Regions from separate parts of the Homo sapiens genome. Here region 2 is linked to region 1. A link is an interaction called in ENCODE POLR2A ChIA-PET data of the cell type or tissue named here. Cell type or tissue: Panc1. All regions are shown on one strand. Each heading gives the region's core, and the rest is flanking DNA. Links, peaks and the distances in the headings are about the cores only. Region 1 holds the start of LOC105377928 (a long non-coding RNA gene). Region 2 overlaps CD24 (CD24 molecule).

Region 1 (2,911 bases), core at 151-2,650:
CTTTCTTGGTCTTTTTGAGCCTTCCCTGCTTATGTGCACACGTGATTGTTGTTAATGCTGCAACGCTGCCTCTTCTGGTAGTCTGGGATGTGTCAGATAACACCACCGATTTCTTTAATACAGTCCAGAGATGAGCCAATTTGGAAAATAATGAGCTAAATTGTAAGATGTAGTCATATCCCTTCTTAATTCTCTTAGATTTGATTTATTAATCCTTTTTGCATGCAGTATTTATGGGCTGATGAGGACCAGCTGGGCCAGCAGCTTCTCAGCCACAGGTTTCTCAGGCCCTGTGAATGAAGAAAATGGGCAACTGAGCAGTACTACACCCACCCTTGTGCTTGGAGCTCTCTCTGAGAGTTTAAAATCTGCTTACAGTTTCCATATTCTTACATGATGTTTGTTGGGACTCAGAAAATGATATCTTAAAGGCCTCAGAAGTAAAAGTTTTTCTCTGACCTTTTCCTGACCTCCTGTTTCTGGCTCCTCACTTTCCCCTAAGGCCAGCCATGGAAAGTAGAATTCCTCTTCCCCAAGGGGGGTCATAGAAACCAGAACTCCTTTTCCCCCAAAACCAGCCATAAGACCAAAAAATATTACTCTAATTCCGCCTCCCACCTTTTTGTATAAAAACTGGCCATAAAGAAATTATTTCGGCCAGATGCAGTGGCTCACGCCTATAATCCCAGCACTTCGGGAGGCCAAGGCGGGAGAATGGCTTGAAGTCAGGAGTTCAAGTCCAGCCTGGGTAACATAGTGACATTCTGTTCTTAAAAAAAACCAAATAAAAATTAGCAGGAGACTGAGGCAGGATGATTGTCTGAGCCCAGGCATTCGAGGTTGCCGTGAGCTACGTGCTTGTGCCATTGCACTCCAGCCTGGGCAACACAGCAAGATCCTGTCTCAAAAAAAAAAAAAAAAAAAAAAAAAAGAAAGAGAAAGAAATGATCTGACTTACCTTGTTTGACTGTAGGTTATAAAAACTCTATTCCAGAGAGGGTCCTGCCCATACCCAGAAGGCAGAAATCCTGGACAGAGGCCAAGAAGAACCTGAAAAGAGGTTTTGCTGGGTTTCCCCACTGAGTCTATTACCATTAGCTCATATCCTTTTTGCCCAATCATATTTCTACACATCTGTCCATGCTTTGTGGAACCTAAGCATAAAAGCAAACAGTTTCCCCTGTGTCTCTGGGTTTTCATTCTGAAGGCTCCCATGTCACATAAAACCATGATAAATAAATTCTATGCCTTTTCTCTGATTAATCTGATTTTTGTCAGTGATTTTCAGGGAAGTCTTCCCCTTTGCCCCTGTGTGTTTCATTCTAGGCTTTGCAGAGGTTGGAGCACTTCTATTTCCTGGGCCCAGTGCCATAGCTGTTAGTAATCGATTCTCTTTAGAACTGGAATTGTCAGGTTGTTTCAGGACTCTGGTTTGCTTGATTTCCTTCCTAGGACACTTGAGAGTTTTGATACAGAGGCTTCCTTTTCTCCAGTTTTCAGAAATAGAGAAGACCTTTCCAAGGAAACAGGGAGGAAAAAGGATAGAGAAGGCATTTAATTTAGAAGGATAAAATAGATCTTTCATCCATCAAAACACAAAATTACAACAAATGTAGTTTAATGATCTCAGTTGGCTTTATTGCTGTAAACCAAAAATAAAATTCTAAGCCCCCCAACCATTTGACTGGACCCCTCCTCTCAGCCAAAGTTAACCTGTAAAATTTATTCCAAAGTTAGCCTGTAAAACTTATTCCAAAATTAACCTGTAAAACTTATTCCAAAGTTAACCTGTAAAACTAGTTTAGGCCATGATGGGAAGGGGGAGTTGGATATGCCTCATTACCATTAACATCAACACAGACCTTGAGACTGATAGAACAGGCTCTTTAAGTCTGATAAAAAATATTTACAATCTATTCTTTCTGAAGCCTGCTACCTGGAAGCTTCAACTGCATAAAACCTTGGTTTCCACAACCCCTTATCATAACCCAGATATTCCTTTTTAAATAAAATTCCAGATTTTTTTTTTTTGAGACTGAGTTTCATTCTTGTCACCCGGCTGGAGTGCAATGATGTGAACTTGGCTCACTGCAACCTCCACCTCCTGGGTTCAAGAGATTCTCCTGCCTCAGACTCTGGAGTAGCTGGGATTACAGACACCCACCAACACACACGGTTAATTTTTGTACCTTCAGAAGAGATGGGGTTTCACCATGTTGGCTAGGCTGGTCTCGAACTCCTGACCTCAGGTGATCCGTCCACCTTGGCATCCCAAAGTGCTGGGATTACAGGTGTGAGCTACTGCACCCTGCTTAAATTCCAGATCTGTAAGTAGTAACTGAATGAACTGCCAATCAGAAAGTCTTTGAATCTGCGTATGACCTGGGACTCCCCACTTCCAGTTGTCACACCTTTCTGGACTGAACCAATGTACATCTTATGTGTATTGATTGATGTCTTATGTCTCCTTGCAAATGTATAAAATCAAGCTGCAGACTGACCACCGTAGCCACATGTCATCAGGACCTCGTGAGGTGTGTCATAGGCACGTCCTTAACCTTGGCAAAATAAACTACTAAATTAATTGAGACTTGTCTCAGATACTTTTTGATTTATGTCGTGATTCTAGAATCGAGGAATACTTCATCCTACAAAACAGAGTAAGTGTTCCAATGAGCTGAACAGTGGGGGTTGGCTTTATAGACAGAAAAGGCTGAAGAAAGCAGATTGGTCATTTCAAAGTTACTTTCCTTGTAAGGCAGAGACAAGAAAACAAAACAACAATAGAAGGATAACGGTTTAGTTAGCATCAGGTTACTTTTGTCTACCCTTTGTGTGTAAAGATTAAAGCAGAGGGAACTTATGATCATTATCATGCCAATTAAAGATTGAAACTGGCCTGTTTTGAAAA
Region 2 (2,911 bases), core at 85-2,584, 90 kb before region 1:
CTGGCGCCCGGCGGGGCTCGAGGGCCGTTCCCGGGGTGGGGGCAGGGGAGATGGACCCGGTCCCGGGGGACCGTCCTGCGCTCCTGCCTCGGGCCACGGACAGGGACCGGGAGAGAATCTTGCTTAGCTGACCAGGGGAGAGGGCCATGTGGACCCCATTTTTCCATTCCCTTGCGTGCTGCCCCCCCTCCTCCCACGGCCCTGGGAACAATGCAGCTCCGCGTGCGGGCTGAGAGGACCCTGCCCCACCCCAGGTTCCACGCTGTCCCTTCCCAGGCAGCCAGGTGACTACTTCCCACTTTCACCCAGAGGCCCGAGGTGCCTGCAGGGATTAGCGCCTGGAGAGCTCGGGCTCCCTGGGGACGTTGTCCCTGGGTCCCTGAGGACTCGCTTTCCCCTAGGAATGTCTTCGCGCTCCCCGCGCTCTACACAAAGAGAGGCGACGGTCCCTTTCGGGGAGGGCGGCTCACGCCCATCCTCCACCCTCGGAGTTGGATTGGGTATCCCGGAGAAGCTACGGCTATCTGGCCCTTTTTAAACAAACCCCGGTTCCGGGCTGAAGCCGAGGCGGGGACCCTCTCCTGACGCTGCGCTCTCTGCGAGGCAACCTTTCACGTCCATCGCTTGTCATCTTAGGATCCCCATGTTATTTTAGCCCAGATTGGCTAGTTCTGGGGAGGCAGCATGGTGGGACGATTCTGTCCCGAGTCCCCGCCAGGCTTTGTTCGGGTCGCCGCTACCAGCGCGGTCTCCCTAGATCCTCCATCCGGGGAACCTCGCCCCGGGTGCGGGTACCCGGGGCCGCGCAGCGCTGCCTCGAGGGTGTATGGATGCACCGCGCCGGCGAGAGAGACCGGGGGCTGGGCCTGGGAGACCCTAGCGGGGGCGGGGGCGAAGAAGGTACGTTTGTTTGGGTCAGTTCGGGTTTGGAGGATGGGAGTGACGGCTCTCCAGCGCCTTCGATTGGGGTTAATCGAGGACTGTCACTGGGGCTTCTCCCCCAAAGTTGGGCGCGCTGCGTCCTCCGTCCCCAGACATCGAAAGTCCGGGCTCACCTGGGAGTGCAGCCTGAGTGTGGAACGCGCTTCCCCACCGCTGGCGGGGTAACCGTACCCTATTGTCTTCCTCCCAGTCCGCTGCGCTCCCGAGCCTTCCTCAATTCTTTGATGGGGGAGGGGCGCGGCTGCGAGAAACCGGCCCCCTCCACTCCCCGCCCCATCTTCTCTCCGACCAGATTTTTTTCCTCCAACATTGTAAGTGAGAAGTTTTAATAATGCGAATAAATCTAGCTTGGGAGAGAAAATTTTGTTTAGTGTCAGTTTAATAAACATAATTTTTTTGTTGGTGTAGAGGATCTTTAGATCCTCAGATTGATACACCAGGTTTTAAAAAGAAAACATCACCTGCTGCAGTAAAACTCATTGCATGAATAAAGAACAGGTTACTTTGCGGGATCCCAAACAAGGTGTCCAAAACAGGCACCCTGTTTTAAGTAAATTACCATATTAATGCTTTTCTTTATTGGGAGTGCCGTTTCCTGATGGGACACACTAAATCTTGCACACAGTAGGTGCCCGATAAATAAATTTGACTTGATCAAGATTTTTTTGTTGTTGTCACTAATCTATTTTGGATAGGATTTGTACATTTCTGTAGTCAATATTTGTTTAATGACCTTATGGATTTTACAACAAAAGGAGCTGGTGCTGATGTAGGAGGGCTTTATCTTTGGATTAATAGGCAGCCAAATGTACACGGGGCCCAGACTCTTGCCTGGTGCCACGTCCTCCCTCCAGCCTGTAATCAGAAGCTCTTGTAAACCCTCCCTTGCAGTGAGGGCTGAAAACTCCGATCTGCCTTTGTTCCATGACAAAGGAGAGATTATCACGTGCCCTACTGGACTGTGCATTTCGTGGCTTGAAAAATCAGTGGTGAATGATGCCACTCAGACGCTGGGACACTGGGAGAACCTTGGTTCTTGGCCACAGCAATGAGCTTGGCGACCAGTGAGGCTGCTGCTGGTGAAACTTAACACCATAACCTCTCGTTGTCTTTTGTGAAATCGTTCCGACTTCATGGTGTTTTCTTGAAGTCATTCTGCCTTAAAGGAAAAACTCATTTTCTTTTTCAATTTAACACAAATATTGTGGCCATTTTTTAGAAGAGTTACTATTTCAAATTTCAAGGGAGAAGATAAGACTGCATTTCCCCCTTAAGGAAAAGGCTAAGTTACCAAGGCTGTATTAAATTGAGTATGTGAAAGTTACCTAGCAAATCCAGGATAGACAGTGACCCAATGAATTCTAGTTCCATAAGTCTCAGTTACAATATTTAAAAATCCCCATTTTTTTGTGCAACTTTAAAATCTCCCCCTTTCTGGGAAAATAGACCTTATTGCAATGCCATTAAGTCAATATAATCTTGGAAACTGAATTAGTTAACCTGGTCCTTTTTTCCTTTGCAAAGAAATAAAAACAGGAGTTATAGTTATTGAATAACTTTTTTGTTCTTGTTGCCACTTGGCATTTTTGAGGCATCTCTAGGTAGTTTGTTTTGAAACTAAAGAGAATGACCTTGGTGGGTTGAGCAAGAATTCAGAAGTTAATGATGTTGGGTAAGAGAACAATGGTAAGAGAGCAATCTAAGAATATATCACCTACTTTAATTTTATATGAGAGTACATGGAGGTAGCTGTGATGTGGAAATGTATCCATGTAACTTTTTATGTATTTTAGATTTATTCCAGTGAAACAACAACTGGAACTTCAAGTAACTCCTCCCAGAGTACTTCCAACTCTGGGTTGGCCCCAAATCCAACTAATGCCACCACCAAGGCGGCTGGTGGTGCCCTGCAGTCAACAGCCAGTCTCTTCGTGGTCTCACTCTCTCTTCTGCATCTCTACTCTTAAGA

The links. ChIA-PET counts read pairs that join two places held together with the same protein. Peaks named below come from ENCODE experiments on the same cell type or tissue, not always from the same donor. Only the 100,000 strongest peaks of a DNase experiment are listed, where the experiment ranks them.
Region 2: POLR2A ChIA-PET joins it to region 1 with 18 read pairs; 9 of 35 experiments call an interaction of 5 or more read pairs at or near these places.

The regions. Positions count from the first base shown.
Region 1 is chr6:106,881,259-106,884,169 of GRCh38, reverse strand. LOC105377928 (a long non-coding RNA gene) reads right to left here and starts at 2,232. Exons shown (of 3, transcript XR_942842.3): 1 at 2,190-2,232; 2 at 959-1,513; 3 at 212-290. In Panc1, for the core only: no CTCF peak of the experiment used is centred there; no DNase peak of the experiment used is centred there.
Region 2 is chr6:106,971,659-106,974,569 of GRCh38, reverse strand. CD24 (CD24 molecule) reads left to right here. Exons shown (of 2, transcript NM_001359084.1): 2 at 2,736-2,911. The coding sequence ends at 2,909. Among named protein-coding and RNA genes, the nearest start is that of CD24, 1.6 kb to the left of the region's middle. In Panc1, for the core only: no CTCF peak of the experiment used is centred there; no DNase peak of the experiment used is centred there; H3K4me3 peaks cover 1,151 bases; H3K27me3 peaks cover 2,063 bases.